Linked DNA regions of Homo sapiens: region 2 is linked to region 1. The links are chromatin loops, found by intact Hi-C in ENCODE. Cell type or tissue: natural killer cell. All regions are shown on one strand. Each heading gives the region's core, and the rest is flanking DNA. Links, peaks and the distances in the headings are about the cores only. Region 1 holds the start of RHBDF2 (rhomboid 5 homolog 2). Region 2 overlaps QRICH2 (glutamine rich 2).

Region 1 (6,643 bases), core at 1-2,500:
GACTGTCTTTGGGAGGTGACCTAGAGCCACTGGAGATCCTGGAACAGGAGCAGTGGTGGCCACAGAGCTGGCAGCCTGTGCAGGGTGGACTAGGGAAGGCATGGAGGCCACCCCGGGCTTACGCCTGAAGCAACCAGGGCAGCGGAAGAAACGGAAGGAGATGTGTGGATGGGCTGGTAGGACTGTAGCTGGTTGCTGTGGAGCAGGGGCAGAGAGGACCTATGATCAAGAAGTTAAAACTGTCAGACGCAGTGGCTCACACCTGTAATCCCAGCACTTTGGGAGGCCAAGGCAGATGGATCACTTGAGCCTAATAGTTCAAGACCAGCCTGGGCAACATAGCAAAACCCCATCTCTACAAAAATATAAAAATTAGACGGGTTTTATTTTTTTGTAGAGATGGCATCTGGCCACGTTGCCCAGGCTGAGCTCAAACTCCTGGACTCAAGTGATCCTCCCGCCTCAGCCTCCCAAAATGCTGGGATTATAGATGTGGGCCACCTTGCCCAGCTGTTTGGCTTTTAACTTTGTCTACAGTGCCTTTTGTGGCACGGAAATTGGTGGCATTTATGTCAATCTGTCAATCTTCTGGTTTATGGCTTCTGGATGGCATGTCTTTCTAGGGTGGCCTCAGTATTCCAAAGTTAAGTAACTTGCTTAATCTCACAAGCTAATTAGTGATGAGCTGGGTGTACCTGAACATTTGCATGCCCCCGAGGCCAGCGCCCTTCCCCCGGGCCTCACTCTCCTCCCAGGGTGACTGAGGCCTCCAAGGTTGGGGAGGGAAGATACAGCAGTGATGGGCGCCTGAAAAATGAGCACAGCTGGGCTGAGCAGGTGACAGGGGCTCTGGAATAGCTTTCAAAGTCCATTCCCAAGGGCTAATGGGAATGACCGAGCCCTGGCTGAGACTAGGATGACCCAGTGGAGGGCTGACAGTGGGGTGAGAACACTGGTGAGGAGCAGCCTGCTGGGAGGGAGGTGGAGATGGATTTCAAGGGCACCATGGGGGAAGGAATAGCACCAGGAGGAGATAGCTGAAAAGTATCTCTGGGCCTAAGGAGTCTGACCACATCCGCCTCCTCCCCAGCACCCAGGAATGCCAGGCACCCTGGCTTCTCCCCTGGTGGCAGGCAGCTCCCAAGGTGCCTAAGGGTCTGGTGGCCCATGAACCCTTGGAGAGAGGTCACTCACTGGTGCCCTCCCCGGCATGTCGTAAAGGCAGGCAGGGTGGCAAGGAGAGGCGTTACAGAGGCTTTGGCATCTTGCTAACCACTGACGAGTCCTGTTGAGAGCGAGCCTGTGCCTCTGTGCCCTTAACCTTCAGGCTGGACTGCCAGGGTATCTGGTGAGAAAGCAGGTGGCGGGGAGCACTAAGACTGCGGCTTCCCCGGGTTCCCCTGACCACGTGGATTCCTTGGCGCGGTACCTCTTCTCGCCACCAGATGGCGATCCCGCATCATCAATCTCTGCGGCCAGGCGGGCAAGATCCTGTGGTTCCTTTCTCTGGGGCTCCCACCTGGGCCCACTCCCGCTGCCGACTCTCCCTGCTGGAGGCCTGGGGGTAAGGGGAGGTAAATCCAGAGCATATATGGAGAGGAAGTCTGGGGGCTTGTGTCAGCTAAATTCCGAAGAGAGGGGATGCCCTTCTCATCCCTCCCTCTACTCTGCTCCCCCAGCCACTCCCCTGCTCCCTCTCACCTGGCCTCCCCACCTTTGCCCAAACCCATCTGTCCTGAGCACAGCCAGAATGGCCCTTCCAAAAGATGGGAATGGTCCACCGGAATGGCTGGAAAGAGTATGGGTGTGGGGCCCAGCACCCAGCCCTGCTCTCTCTCACCACCTGTGCGTTCTTGGGCACAGTCCTACACTTCTCTGAACCTTGACAAGGAAGTCAGCATCCAGCATCCTCTCATTCAAAAGATTCACTGTTCCTTTTTTTTTTTTTTTTTTTTTTTTTGAGATGGAGTCTCACTCTGTCGCCCAGGGTGGAGTGCAGAGGCGCGATCTCAGCTCACTGCAGCCTCCACCTCCCAGGTTCAAGCGATTCTCCTGCCTCAGCCTCCCAAGTAGCTGGGATTACAGGCATGTGCGATCATGCCTGGCTAATTTTTGTATTTTTAGTAGAGATGGGGGTTCCATCATGTTGTCCAGGTGGGTCTCGAATTCCTGACCTCAAGTGATCCACCACCGGCTTGGCCTCCGAAAGTGCTGGGATTACAGGTGTGAGCCACCACACCCGGCCGCTCACGTTCTAAAAATGAAAAAAGCTAAACATAGACCCCTAATATTTTACTCCCGTGGACAAATACCAGGGCGTCCTTCAAAGGTGTGTTGTCGGAGCTTTTCTGAGTTTGCTAACTAATGGCTTCAAGACCCTCTGCCCTTTTCTTCCGAGGATCACAAAGTGAGTCTTGAGGGGGTCTCAGGGTGTGCAGTTCCCAGGGTGGGTCCCTCTCTGGGGCATGTTCTCCTGCCTTCCTCTAAGGCAGTACTCACTGAGGACCAACGCTTCTCAATGTCAAACTCTGTCGCTGGTCTTAATTCCACAGCAGCCTCAGTGTCCTCATCTGTAAAGCCTGACCTGCCTATCTGCAGAATTGTTGTCAAGATTTAAAAAATAAAATAGGCTGGGCGCAGTGGCTCATGCCTGTAAACCCAGCACTGTGGGAGGCCGAGGCGGGAAGATCGCTTGAGTCCAGGAGTTCAAGACCAGCCTGGGCAACATAGTGAGACCTCCATCTCTACAAACAATAAAGCAAAATTAGCTGAGTGTGGTGGCCTGTAGTCCCAGCTACTCAGGAGGTTGAGGTGGGAGGATCACTTGAGCCCAGGAGGTTGAGGCTACAGTGATTCCCATTGTACCACTGCACTCCAGCCTGGATGACAGAGCAAGATAACGGCCTCAAAAAATAATAATAGGCCGGGCACAGTGGCTCACACCTGTAATCCCAGTGCTTTGGGAGGCTGAAGTGGGCAGATCACGAGGTCAGGAGATCGAGACCATCCTGGCCAATATGGTGAAACCCCATCTCTACTAAAAATACAAAAAAAAAGGCCAGGCACAGTGGCTCATACTTGTAATCCCAGCACTTTGGGAGACAGAGGCAGGAGGATCACCTGAGGTTGGGAGTTCGAGACCAGCCTGACCAACATGGAGAAACCCCATCTCTACTAAAAATATACAAAATTAGCCAGGTGTGGTGGTGCATGCCTGTAATCCCAGCTACTTGGGAGGCTGAGGCAGGAGAATCGCTTGAACCCGAGAGGTGGAGGTTGTGGTGAGCCGAGATTGCGCCATTGCACTCCAGCCTGGGCAACAAGAGAGAAACTCTGTCTCAAAAAAAAAAAATTAGTTGGATGTGGTGGCGCATGCCTGTAATCCCAGCTGCTCGGGAAACTGAGACACGAGAATCACTTGAACCCAGAAGGCCGAGGTTGCAGTGAGTGGAGATTGCGCCACTGCACTCCAGCCTGGCGACAGAGCGAGACTGCGGTTCAAAAATAAATAAATAATAATAATAAATGAAATAGTGTCTGTGAAAGCATGTTTTAAAGGAGGGGACACAAGCAGAAAATATGAGGGTGCAATTTCCTAGTTGAAGAATGCCTCATGGGCTCCCCCTTGCTTACAGAAGAAAGTAAAAACCCTTATCCAGACACACAGCAGCCTCCACCCTGAGCCCCCGCTGCCTCCCCAGGCTTCTCCTGTCCTCCTCCTCACACAGCCTGCGATGTAGCCAAGCCATAGCACCAGAAGCTTCCCCACCACAGCCAGTTTCCCGGCTGTGTCTTCGTTCTTGTTCTTCCCACTAGAAATCCCTTTCCTTATCCCAATCTGTGAAGATCTTCCCTACACCTGTAGGTCCATAAAAATAAAAAAGCTTAGACGGTGTTTTTCACTTATTCTTTCTTTTTCTTTTCCTTTTTTTTTTTTTTTTTTTTTTGAGACAGAGTTTCCCTCTTATTGCTTAGGCTGGAGTGCAATGGTGCAATCTCAGCTCACTGCAACCTCTGCCTCCCGGGTTCAAGCGATTCTCCTGCCTCAGCCTCCCGAGTAGCTGGGATTACAGGCATGTGCCACCACGCCTGGCTAATTTTGTATTTTTAGTAGAGATGGGGTTTCTCCATGTTGGCCAGGCTGGTCTCGAACTCCCGACCTCAGGTGATCTGCCCGCCTCGGCCTCCCAAAATGCTGGTATTACAGGAGTGAGCCACTGCGCCCGGCCAACAGTGTTTTTCTTTAAGTTATAAAAGTAAAATATGTAAAGTGTAATCCCACCGATTTTGGAGGCCAAAGCAGGATCACTTGAATCCAGGAGTTTGAGGCCAGCCTGAGCGACGTAGTGAGGCCCCCCCCCACCGCCCACCACCATCTCTACAAAAAAAAAATTTAGTTAGCCAGAAAGGATGGCGTGCACCTATAGTCCCAGCTACTCAGGAGGCTGAAGTGGGAGGATCACTTGAGCCCCAGAGGTCGAGGCTGCAATAAGCCATGAGTATACTGTACTCCAGCCTGGGTGACACCAAAACCTTGTCTCAAAACAAAAACAAAGAGTTTAGACAGTGTTTCTCTTTAAGTTATGTAAGTAATATATGCACATGATACAAAATGAAAAGCAAGTGACTCTCTCCCCCTAAACCCCTGCAGGGTTACTCCACAGATATCCTTCCAGAAAGTTTGTATGGATCTACCAACATATATATGTCTGTTCTATTTAAATTTAGGTAAATAGGATTATACTAAACATGCAGCTTGCTTTTTTTTTTTTAACTTACTATAAGTTGGAGATAATTCCTTTCTCAGTACATGGATAGCTGCCTCGTTGCTTTTAACAGCTGTGTGACATTATCACAAGTTATACCCCTGGCCTATTTAACATTCTTCCCTCTCTGGCCTCACAGGTGCGTGTTGCTGCAGCCAAGGCTGTAATCAGCCTCCCTGCACCTATGTGGCCGGGCAGCACGCCATGTTTGCATGGGACAAATCCCTGACACCAGCTTAAGCACCACCATGAATCCCTCCCCTCCTGGGGACTCCTGCAGAGCTTCCAGTAGAGCTCCAGGAGAGAGAACCCAGCTCAGGCATTTGCAGCAGTGTTTGTTAGAGTCTAAAGTCAGATCATGACCGAGTTTAAACCCCAGCTGCTCCCCTCACATCTCCCTCTGCCTCAGTTTTCTCATCCCTAAAATGGGGATGATCATAATGGTACCCACTTCATAGACCTGTACTGCGGATTATACAGACTAAAGCACTTTGGAATGGCTAGCTGCTCTCACCCTTCCTGTTACAGTATTGAGTTCCAACGTCTCCCTGTAGAATGCTGGCACTTCGTGGGCAGGCCCTGGTTTTGTTCCTCTCTGCACATAACCCCAGGATGTGCTGGTTGCACAATAAATGGTCCCTTACATTTGTTACTAGGAGCAACCCCCACCCCAGCTTTGGCCCACTCCCCCTCCTTCCAGCCTGTGCCCTCCTCATGGCCCCAGAGCTGGGGAGGAGAGATGCATCTCTCAGGATAATCTCCAGCAGCCAGGTGCTCCCCACCTCCACCCAGGTCAGCAATAAACACCAGAGTCCTTGGGTTGGGGGGCAGGGTGGCTCAGGAGCTCTCTAAGGGCCAGAGGTTTTGCCTTGGCCCTGACAACCCCACCCCCACCCCTCCAAGCCTGAGTCTCTTCAAACTCTGCTCCTCCTGGCCTAGCCAGGCCTCCTGGAGAGGGACGGCGAGATGATAAGCGCTGGGGCTGAGAACGGGGCATCCAGACCTTGGAGTTCGGTCCTAGCTGCCCTGGCCAAGGTTTTGTTTGTCTAGTCCCAAGAGGCAGGCCCTTGGAGTCCAGGGAAGAGAGAAGGAACCACCTGGGCAGACAGACCCAAGCCAAGGGGCCAGGTGTCGCCAGCGTCCCCAATCTCCAGTCTGGCTCTGGCCCGCATGGCAGCTGGAAGGGCCAGAGCTGGGTGGGTTCTGTCAATGCTTCTACGGGGTGTGTAGGGGGTTGGCAGGAGTCACAAATGTTGGCCTTAGCTGCAGGGCAAATGCAGATAGGACCTCCACGGAGTGCCTGTTCCCAACCCAAGGGCACAGCAGAGCTAGGAGAGAGGCCTCAGGGTCCAGGAGGGAGAGGAGGTGTTCAGGCCCAGCTTCCCGGAGAGAGTGTGACTACAGACTAAAAGGGTCAAGGGAACAGGCCCACTTGGCCTGAGGATGAGGGCGCTGGAAGAAGGGGATGGGAGATTGGGTGCTTTTTCTTGATGGGGAGGGGCGACTTGAAGACGGCAATCAAGACCTAGATGACGTGTTTGGTCTGGGGTGGAGTGAGGACGCCAAGAGGGAAAGGACGGCGCCCTGAAGAGACCAGCTCAGGCGAAAACAGGGCTCTGCCCAGGCGGGGACCCAGCTGGGTGGAGGGCGGAGGCAGGAACCCAGGAAGCCGACTGAGCAAAGACTGCGTCCAGGCCCCGCCCCCATGAGCCCGGCCACGCCCCCTGGAGCCCAGCCCCGCCTCCCGGCCGCCCGCGCGCAGGTAGGGAAGAGGCGGAGCGCCGCCGCCCCGCCCCCGAGGAGCCACCGCCCAGCCGCTCGCAGGCGCCGCACGGAGTTGCGTCCCGGGGACTTGGGGCCGCAGGGAGGTGAGCGCG
Region 2 (10,786 bases), core at 1,733-4,232, 210 kb after region 1:
TCAGCCTCCTTCTTGTAAAGACCTTTGTGACTTCATCACTGCATCCACCCGGATAATCCGGGATACTCCCTCCGTCTCAAGATCCTTAATTGTACCTGCAAAGTCCCTTTTACCACGTAAGGTAATGCTCCCAGGTTCAGGGGATGGGGACATGGATATCTTTGGGAGTTTATATTCAGCACACCATAGTGACTAAAACCAAAATAATGGTTTTTCAGAACAAACACCTTGAAGTCCTAGACAAATGGACATGACAGCTACAGAGGTGGGGGTGGGGTGGGGGGGAAACGGGGTCCTAGAAAGGTCGGTACAGTTTTCATTAAGGGCATCAGATGAGACTCCTGTCATTTCTGAGGATGACAGGAATTATAAATAATGAGTGCCGGCCGGCGCGGTGGCTCACAGCTGGAATCCCAGCACTTTGGGAGGCTGAGGTGGGGGATCACCTGAGGTCAGGAGTTGGAGACCAGCCTGGCCAACATGGTGAAACGCCATCTCTACTAAAAATACAAAAATTAGCCGGGTGTGGTGGCACATGCCTGTAATCCCAAGCACTTGGGAGGCTGAGGCAGGAAAATCATTTGAACCCGGGAAACGAAGTTGCAGTGAGCTAAGATCGTGCCACTGCACTCCAGCCTAGCTGACAGAGTGAGACTCTGTCTCACACACACACACACACACACACACACACACACACACACACACACAAAATTAGCCAGGTGTGGTGGCAGGAGCCTGTAATCCCAGCTACTTGGGAGGCTGAAGCAGGAGAATCTATAGAACCTGGGAGGCAGAGGTTGCAGTGAGCCGAGATTGCACCACTGCAGTCCAACCTGGGTGACAGAGTGAGACCCTGTCTCAAAAAAAAAAAAAAAAATTATAAAACACCACCAACTCTAAGATACATCCTGATTTCAGAGATGTTAAAATGTATGTGTGGGTGTCGGGGCAGGATGTCCATCTTAGAATCAGTGAATGTATTTTGAGTCCCAAATGGACTTCTTCATTTTTTTTGAGACAGAGTCTCTGTCGTCACCCAGGCTGGAGTGCAGTGGTGTGATCTCGGCTCACTGCAACCTTCCCCTCTGGGGCTCAAGCAATCCTCCTGCCTCAGCCTCCCCGGTAGTTGGGACCACAGGTGCGTACCACCATACCTAGCTAATTTTTGTATTTTTAGTAGAGACAAGGTGTTGTCATGTTGCCCAGGCTGGTCTCAAACTCCAGAGCTCAAGTGATCCACCCGCCTCGGCCTCCCAAAGGGCTGGGATTACAGGCATGAGCTACCGCCCTGGCCTATCATATATTTTGTTCAAGATTTTGGCTCATTTGTTGTAATGTTAGGGCATGTTAAAGAAAAAATATTTTTGAGACAGTCTTGCTCTGCTGCCCAGGCTGGAGTGCAGTGGTACCATAAGGGCTTACTGCAACCTCGACCTCCTGGACTCAAGTGATCCTCTCACCTCAGCCTCCTGAGTACCTGGGACTACAGGTGCATGCCACCACACCTGACTAATATTTTGCATTTTTGAGACAGAGTCTTGCTCTGTTGCCCAGGCTGGAGTGCAGTGGCATGATCTTGGCTCACTGCAACCTCCACCTCCCGAGCTCAAGTGATTCTCCTGCCTCAGCCTCCCGAGTAGCTGGGATTACAGGTGCCCACCACCACGCCCGGCTAATTTTTTTGTATTTTTAGTAAAGATGGGGTTTCACCGTGTTGGCCAGGCTGGTCTTAAACTCCTGACCTCGGGTGATCTGCCTGCCTTGGCCTCCCAAAGTGCTGGGATTACAGGCGTGAGCCACCATGCCTGGTCATATTTTGTATTTTGTAGAAAGGTTTTTGCCATGTTGCCCAGGCTGGTCTCAAACTCCTGGCCTCGAGCAGTCTGCCAGCCTTGGCCTCCCATAGTGCTGGGATTGAGCCACTGCACCCAGTCTCAATCCTGGCCCTCTACTCATGATGCAGGCACACCGCACAATTTCCATAAAGTCACCACTGTCTGCCAAAACCCATAATGGAGGTTAACACCCAGTTTCAAAATCTTTATTTTACGTTTATGCTAAAGGACTCTACCAACCATGCAGGCAGGTCAAATTGGTCTCAGGTCATATTTGTCTCAGGTGTGTTGTATGTGCTTACCTGGGGCTAGTGGCACTCCCCCACTGCTTTCATCCTGGTCTGTGCGAGGGCTGAAGTGGCCATTACCAGAGCTTGTTCTCTTGCTTCTCAACAATCTTTTAATATTTATATTTATCTTTATTTGCTTTTGGAGTTGTTCATAATTATGAGCAGTAATCAAACGCACATGCTTTCTTACCTCTGGAGAAGTAAAAATGTTTAAAGGTGTCTATGCTTATGTGTAAGTCTCATGGTGTCTGCCGCCATCACCCTGAGAAGATGTACTGCTCGGTAAAAACAGTACGATAGTGGCATGTGCAAAAAAGATTTGGCTTGGCCAGGTGCGGTGGCTCACGCCTGTAATTCCAGCACTTTGGGAGGCCGAGGCAGGCAGATCACAAGGTCAAGAGATCGAGACCATCCTGACCAACATGGTGAAACCCCGTCTCTACTAAAAATACAAAAAGTTAGCTGGGCGTGGTGGTGTGTGCCTGTAGTCCCAGCTATTCGGGAGGCTGAGGCAGGAGACTCGCTTGAAACCACCGGAAGGCGGAGGTTGCAGTGAGCCGAGATCGCATCACTGCACTCCAGCCTGGGCAACAAGAGCGAAACTCCGTCTCAAAAAAAAAAAAGGTTTGGCTTTAAAAAAGTGAAAGTGGAGGCCACTTTTTTCTAGTCCATTCCTTTTGTGTTCAGGGTCCTCTTGCAATATCGTTTAGTTTTGTTTTTTGAGACAGTCTTGCTTTGTCGCCCATGCTGGAGTGCAGTGGCGCAATCTTGGCTCACTGCAACGTTCACCTCCTGGGTTCAAATGATTCTCCTGCCTCAGTCTCCCGAGTAGCTGAGATTACAGGCGCCCACCATCACGCCCAGCTAATTTTTGTATTTTTACTAGGGACAGGGTTTCACCATGTTGTCCAGGCTGGGCTCGAACTTCTGACCTCAGGTGATCCGCCCGCCTCGGCTTCCCAAAGTGCTAGGATTACAGGCTGGAGCCACCGCGCCCGGCCCCTCTTGCAACATCTTTCTGATGCCGCTTTCCTCTGAGAATGAGCCCTGAAATCAGAAAATGGTCCTGGAGATCCCAGGTTGTCTTTTGTACCCAGATATTTGGCGCTCCCCAAGATGGCCACTTGGTGGCGCCAAAAGCTTTACTCTTCACCCTGCTTCCGTCTACATTTTCAAATGGCCCTCAAAGTTGGCTTGCTTGTTTTGATAACCCACTAGCCCAAAGCCAGCGGGAGGGATGTCAAGACCAAAAGGGAAGTTAAGCCTCATCTTTGAGGGCCATTTGAACATATTCAGCTTGATTTTATTCAGGTGAAGGTAGGTTGGCGATCGGAAAACAATTTGGTCATCTGTACACTGTCTCAAGACAGACAGATGCATGCCTGTGTGCAAAAGTTGCCATCAGCAGAGGGCCCCCTACAGAAGTTTTATTTCCAGGGTCTGTCACCATGGCCCACTAATAAGGAAAGATCCCTGCATTTCAGGACAGACTGTAAAGAAAGTTTGAAAAGCTACAAAAGCAAATAAAAACTACACTCAGGGCCGGGCGCTGTGGCTCACACCTATAATTCCAGCACTTTGGGAAGCCGAGGCAGACGGATCACTTGAGGTCGGGAATTTGAGACCAGCCTGACCAATATGGTGAAGCCCCATCTCTACTAAAAATATAAAAATTAGCCGGGCGTGGTGGCATGCGCCTGTAATCCCAGCTACTCGGGAGGCCGAGGCAGGAGAATCGCTTGAACCCGGGAGGCAGAGGTTGCAGTGAGCCGAGATCGCGCCACTGAACTCCAGCCTGGGCGACAGAGCGAGACTCTGTCTTAAAAAAAAGACAAAGAGGTCAGACATGGTTGCTCACGCCTTTAATTCCAGTACTTAAAGTCAAGGCGGGAGAAGTGCTTGAGGCCAGGAGTTTGAGACCAGCCTAGGCAACATATTAAGACCCCGTCTCTACAAAAAGTTTTTAAAAGGTCACGTGGCCGGGGGCAGTGGCTCATGCCTGTAATCCCAGCACTTTGGGAGGCTGAGGCGGGCGGATCACCAGGTCAGGAGATCAAGACCATCCTGGCTAACACGGTGAAACCCCGTCTCTACTAAAAATACAAAAAAATTATCCGGGCGTGGTGGTGGGCGCCTGTAGTCCCAGCTACTCGGGAGGCTGAGGCAGGAGAATGGCGCCGGGAGGTGGAGCTTGCAGTGAGCCGACATTGCACCACTGCACTCCAGCCTGGGTGACAGAGTGAGACTCCGTCTCAAAAAAAAAAAAAAAAAAAATTAGCCAGAAAGCCAGGCAGCGTGGCTCATGCCTGTAATCCCAGCACTTTGGGAGGCTGAGGTGGATGGATCACCTGAAGTCAGGAGTTCAAGACCAGCCTGGCCTACATGGTGAAACCCCATCTTTACTGAAAAATTCAAAAAATTAGCCGGGCATGGTGGTGCGTGCCTGTGATCCCATCTACTCAGGAGGCTGAGGCACTGGAAACTTGGAGGCGGAGGTTTCAGTGAGCTGAGATTGTGCCACTGCACTCCAGCCTGGGTGACACAGCAAGACTCTGTCTCAAAAAAAAAAAAAAAAAAAAAAAAAACAGATTCCTAAGTAGTCCTAGCTACTTGGGAGGCTGAAGGGGGAAGATTGCTTGAGCCCAGGAGTTAAAGGTTGCAGTGAGCTGTGATCATGCCACTGCACTCCAGACTGAGTGACAGAGTGAGACCCTGTCTCTAAAGTGTGTGCTTGTGTGTGTGTAGCCATAATAACTGTTTTAATATCCATCTCTGCTAATTCTAACACATATGCCAGTGTTGAGTTGGTCTCAGTTGGTTGAGTTATCTCCTCATTATGGGTCATGTCTTCCTGCCTCTTTGTATGCCTGGCAATCTTTGATCAGGTGCCAGCCATTGTGACTTTTCCTGCATTGGATGGTACATATTTTTGTATTTTTTTTTTCTTTTGAGATGGAGTCTTGCTGTGTCGCCCAGGCCGGAGTGCAGTGGCACAATCTCTGCTCACTGCAATCTCCGCCTCCTGGGTTCAAGCGATTCTCCTGCCTCAGCCTCCTGAGTAGCTGGGATTACAGGTGTGTGCCACCATGCCTGGCTAATTTTTGTATTTTTAGTAGAGACGGGGTTTCACCATGTTGGCCAGGCTGGTTCCGAACTCCTGCACTCAGGTGATCCTCCCGCGTTGGCCTCCCAAAGTGTTGGGATTACCGGTGTGGGACACCACACCCGGCCATATTTTTGTATTCTTATACATTTTATTGAGCCTGTTTCCCCCAGGACACAGCTACTTAAAAACAGTTTGATTGCTTCAGGCCTTGCTTTTATGATTTTATGATTTGTTAGGTGGGTCCATAGGTGTGTTCAGTCTAGGGCTGATTATTCTCCATTTCTGAGGCAACACTTTTCTGAGTACACTCTGCTCTGTGCTACTTGAATGATGAGTTTTTCCAAACTGGTTGATAAGAACAGGCACCATTTCCAGCCCCATGGCAGGCAGGGCACTGCTTCTTCAAGCCCTGCAGGTGGTTCTTTCCCCAATCTTGGGACGTCTCCCCACATGCATGTACTCATCAAATGCGTGCTCATCACTCGGAGGGGATCCTCCACAGACCTCTGGAGTGGGAGTGGGCTTTCTGTCATCTCCCTTCTTTCTGGTTATTTTTTTTTTTTTTTTTTTTTGAGACAGAGCCATGCTCTGTTGCCCAGGCCGGAGTGCAGTGGTGTGATCTCAGCTCACTGCAACCTCCGCCTCCTGGGTTCAAGTGATTCTCCTGCCTCAGCCTCCCAAGTAGCTGCGACTACAAGCATGTGCCACTGTGCCTGGCTAACTTTTGTATTTTTAGTAGAGATGGGGTTTCGCCTTGTTGGCCAGGCTGGTCTCAAACTGCTAACCTCGGGTAATCCACCCACTGAAAGTTCTGGGATTACAGGCATGAGCCACCACGCCTGGATAACTCCCTTCTTTCTGATACTCTATCCTGTGACCTTCAGTTGCCTGAATCTCCCTGAATGCTCACTTCTGTCTCCTCAACTCAGAGAGTCTGCCAGACTCCACCTCAATTCCCCCTCCCTGCACTGCAGTCTGGAAACTCCAGCAAGGCAGCAAGCCAGGGTGATACAGGCTTCCCAGTTTTCCTTTCTCCACCGCTTGGGGATTATTGTCCTTCATAACTTGATATCCAGTATGTAGGAAACCACCGTTTCATAGCTGTTGTTGGGTTTGTTTGTTTTTTTGAGATAGAGTCTCACTCTGTCTCCCAGGCTGGAGTGCAATGGTGCTATCTCGGCTCACTGCAACCTCCGACTTCTGGGTTCAAGCAATTCTCCTGCCTCAGCCTCCTAAGTAGCTGGGATTACAGGCATGTGCCACCACACCCAGCTAGTTTTTGTATTTTTAGTAGAGACGGGGTTTCACCATGTTGGTCAGGCTGGTCTTGAACTCCTGACCTCATGATCCACCCACATCGGACTCCCAAAGTGCTGGGATTACAGGCGTGAGCCACTGCGCCCAGCCTCAGTTTTGTTTTTTCTTGTCACAGACAGGAGGGTAAATCCAGCCCCTGTTAACTTCATCTTGGCTGGAAATGGCAGTGGTTCATTCTTCTTTTTCATGGATTCATAGCATCTACTGTATTGGTGACCAGAAATATCTCAGTCCCTTATTGATGATCTATTTTATCAAGATGCTGCAGACCCCATCATTGTATGTATAGCTTGGCATCCTTTGGTGAGGATTCATAGAGAAAATTCCTGTCTATGGAGTTTCTGGGTCCATGGGTTTGCATGTTTACATTTTATTTATTTATTTCTTTTTGAGATGGTGTCTCGCTCTGTTGCACAGGCTGGAGTGCAGTGGCGTGATCTCGGCTCACTGCATCCTCTGCCTTTTGGGTTCAAGTGATTCTCCTGAGTAGCTGGGATTACAGGTGTGCAGTACCACACCTGGCTAATATTTTATATTTTTAGTAGAGACCAGGTTTCACCATGTTGGCCAAGCTGGTCTTGAACTCCTGACCTCAAATGATCCACCTGCCTTGGTCTCCCAAAATGCTGGGATGACAGGCGTGAGCCACTGTGCCCAGCCTATACATTTTAAATATATGGTTTACATGCATTCCAGTATACACTTTTATCAGCAGCAATGGGTCAACAATGGAGCAAACTTTATATTTTATTTTATTTTATTTATTTATTTTTTGAGATGGAGTCTTGCTCTGTCACCCAGGCTGAAGTGCAGTGGTGCGATCTCAGCTCACTGTAACCTCTGCCTCCTGGGTTCAGGCGATTCTCATGACTTGTCCTCCCAAGTAGCTGGGACGACAGGCACGTGCCACCACACCCAGCTAATTTTATTTATTTATTTATTTATTTATTTATTTATTTGTTTTTAGTAGAGACGGGGTTTCATCATGTTGGCCAGGATGGTCTCAATCTCTTGACCTTGTGATCTGCCCACCTCGGCCTCCCAAAGTGCTGGGATTACAGGCATGAGCCACCGTGCCAGACCCAGACTTTATATTTTAAACTTAATAAATTACTTATGTCCTTTATTTAAAGGCTAAGCAAAAGTCCAGAGAGATCACTTGTATTTTGCAGTTTTCCCCATCTTTTATGAAGAAAAATTACACTTTTTTTTTTTTTTTTGAGAAGGAGTCTCACTCTGTCACCCAGGCTGGAGTGCAATGGTGCAATCTCGGCTCACTGCAACCTCCACCTCCCGGGTTCAAGCGATTCTCCTGCCTCAGTCTCCTGAGTAGCTGGGATTACAGGCATGCACTATCACACCCAGCTAATTTTTGTATTTTCAGTAGAGATGGGGTTTTGCCATGTTGGCCAGGCAGGTCTCAAAGTCCTGACCTCAAATGATCCACCCGCCTTGGCCTCCCAAAGTGCTGGGACTATAAGCATAAGCCACCGCACCTGGCCACAAAAATTACATATTTTTGTACATGCCATTTTCAAATATGCAGAGTCTCAAAAATATGGAGACCTAGCCTCCCAGAACGTCAGTGTGTTTCTTTTCCTTTTCTTTTTTTTGAGATGGAGTTTCACTCTTGTCACCCAGGCTGGAGCACAATGGCACAATCTCACGGCAACCTCCATCTCCCAGGTTCAAGCAATTCTCCTGCCTCAGCTTCCTGAGTAGCTGAGATTACAGACACATGCCACCACGCCTGGCTAATTTTGTATTTTTAGTAGAGATAGGGTTTCACCATATTGGTCAGGCTGGTCTCGAACTCCTGATCTCAAGTAATCCACCCGCCTCGGCCTCCCATCAGTGTGTTTCTTTATGTCAAGCTTAGCTTTTAGGACCAGAGGGCTTTTTTCTCCAGGGGCCCTAAATCATCCTAGTCAGAACTTCCAGATTTCCTTTCTTCCCACTCTGATAGTGAATATTTTGACTGTTATTGATTTCCTTCTTCCTCTCCAACCAGGGCTCAGAAACACTTATGGGATTTTCTAAGCACGGAGGGTTCACTTCCTTAACATCACCTGAAGGGACTCTAAGCGGAGACTCTACCAAGCAACCAAGTATTGAGCAGGCTCTGGATTCTGCCAGTGGTCTTGGCCCGGATCGGACTGCATCAGGATCTGGTGGCACAGCACACCCCTCTGATGGGGTTTCCAGTAGGGAACAAAGCAAGGTCCCCTCTGGTACTGGGAGACAGCAGCAGCCGAGGGCCCGTGATGAAGCTGGCGTGCCACGACTCCATCAGTCTTCTACATTCCAATTCAAATCAGACTCAGATCGTCACAGGAGTAGAGAGAAGCTTACCTCGACACAACCAAGAAGAAATGCACGTCCTGGTCCAGTTCAACAGGACTTACCCTTGGCCAGAGACCAGCCCAGTAGTGTGCCCGCTAGCCAGAGTCAGGTCCATCTAAGGCCAGATCGTCGTGGGTTAGAACCAACTGGCATGAATCAGCCTGGATTAGTGCCTGCTAGCACTTACCCACATGGTGTGGTACCCCTCAGCATGGGTCAGCTTGGTGTGCCACCACCTGAAATGGATGATCGGGAATTGATACCATTTGTCGTGGATGAGCAACGTATGTTGCCACCATCAGTACCTGGCAGAGACCAGCAAGGATTGGAACTACCTAGCACAGACCAACATGGTCTGGTTTCAGTCAGTGCATATCAGCATGGTATGACATTTCCTGGCACAGACCAACGCAGTATGGAACCACTTGGCATGGATCAGCGTGGATGTGTAATATCAGGCATGGGTCAGCAAGGACTAGTACCCCCTGGTATAGACCAGCAAGGATTGACATTGCCTGTCGTCGATCAACATGGCCTGGTTCTACCTTTTACAGACCAGCATGGTTTGGTATCACCTGGTTTGATGCCAATTAGTGCAGATCAGCAAGGTTTTGTGCAGCCCAGTTTGGAAGCAACTGGCTTCATACAACCTGGCACAGAGCAGCATGATTTGATCCAGTCTGGCAGATTTCAGCGTGCTTTGGTGCAGCGTGGTGCATATCAGCCTGGCTTGGTCCAACCTGGTGCAGATCAGCGTGGTTTGGTCCGGCCTGGAATGGATCAGTCTGGTTTGGCCCAACCTGGTGCAGATCAGCGTGGTTTGGTCTGGCCTGGAATGGATCAGTCTGGTTTGGCCCAACCTGGTAGAGATCAGCATGGTTTGATCCAGCCTGGCACAGGTCAGCATGATTTGGTCCAATCTGGCACAGGTCAGGGTGTCTTGGTACAGCCTGGTGTAGATCAGCCTGGCATGGTCCAACCTGGCAGATTTCAGCGTGCTTTGGTGCAGCCTGGTGCATATCAGCCTGGCTTGGTCCAACCTGGTGCAGATCAGATTGATGTGGTGCAACCTGGTGCAGATCAGCATGGTTTGGTACAATCTGGTGCAGATCAGAGTGATTTGGCTCAACCTGGTGCAGTTCAGCATGGTTTGGTCCAACCTGGAGTAGATCAGCGTGGTTTGGCACAACCTCGTGCAGATCATCAGCGTGGTTTGGTCCCACCTGGTGCAGATCAGCGTGGTTTGGTCCAACCTGGTGCAGATCAGCATGGTTTGGTCCAACCTGGAGTGGATCAGCATGGTTTGGCACAACCTGGTGAAGTTCAGCGTAGTTTGGTGCAACCTGGTATAGTTCAGCGTGGTTTGGTGCAACCTGGTGCAGTTCAGCGTGGTTTGGTGCAACCTGGTGCAGTTCAGCGTGGTTTGGTCCAACCTGGAGTGGATCAGCGTGGTTTGGTTCAACCTGGTGCAGTTCAGCGTGGTTTGGTCCAACCTGGTGCAGTTCAGCATGGTTTGGTCCAACCTGGTGCAGATCAGCGTGGTTTGGTCCAACCTGGAGTGGATCAGCGTGGTTTGGTGCAACCTGGAGTGGATCAGCGTGGTTTGGTCCAACCTGGAATGGACCAGCGTGGTTTGATCCAACCTGGTGCAGATCAGCCTGGTTTGGTCCAGCCTGGTGCAGGTCAGCTGGGTATGGTGCAGCCTGGAATAGGTCAGCAAGGTATGGTGCAACCTCAGGCAGATCCACATGGCCTGGTACAACCTGGTGCCTATCCTCTTGGTTTGGTACAACCTGGTGCATATTTGCATGATTTATCTCAATCTGGGACATATCCACGTGGTCTGGTGCAGCCAGGAATGGATCAGTATGGTTTGAGACAACCTGGTGCATATC

The links. Hi-C counts contacts between places; a loop is a spot of excess contacts. Peaks named below come from ENCODE experiments on the same cell type or tissue, not always from the same donor. Only the 100,000 strongest peaks of a DNase experiment are listed, where the experiment ranks them.
Region 2: it touches region 1 in a loop (6-fold over the local background); 52 of 110 quality-filtered maps call a loop at or near these places.

What each region holds. Positions count from the first base shown.
Region 1 is chr17:76,501,344-76,507,986 of GRCh38, reverse strand. RHBDF2 (rhomboid 5 homolog 2) reads left to right here and starts at 6,564. Exons shown (of 19, transcript NM_001005498.4): 1 at 6,564-6,634. RefSeq lists enhancers at 6,147-6,286, 6,637-6,643 and a silencer at 6,337-6,643. In natural killer cell, for the core only: a CTCF peak has its summit at 1,433 (motif pointing right); a DNase peak (open chromatin) is centred at 1,446; H3K27ac peaks cover 556 bases.
Region 2 is chr17:76,291,795-76,302,580 of GRCh38, reverse strand. QRICH2 (glutamine rich 2) reads left to right here. Exons shown (of 19, transcript NM_001388453.1): 4 at 8,560-10,786. Among named protein-coding and RNA genes, the nearest start is that of QRICH2, 11 kb to the left of the region's middle. In natural killer cell, for the core only: CTCF peaks have their summits at 3,033 and 3,234 (motif pointing right); a DNase peak (open chromatin) is centred at 3,523.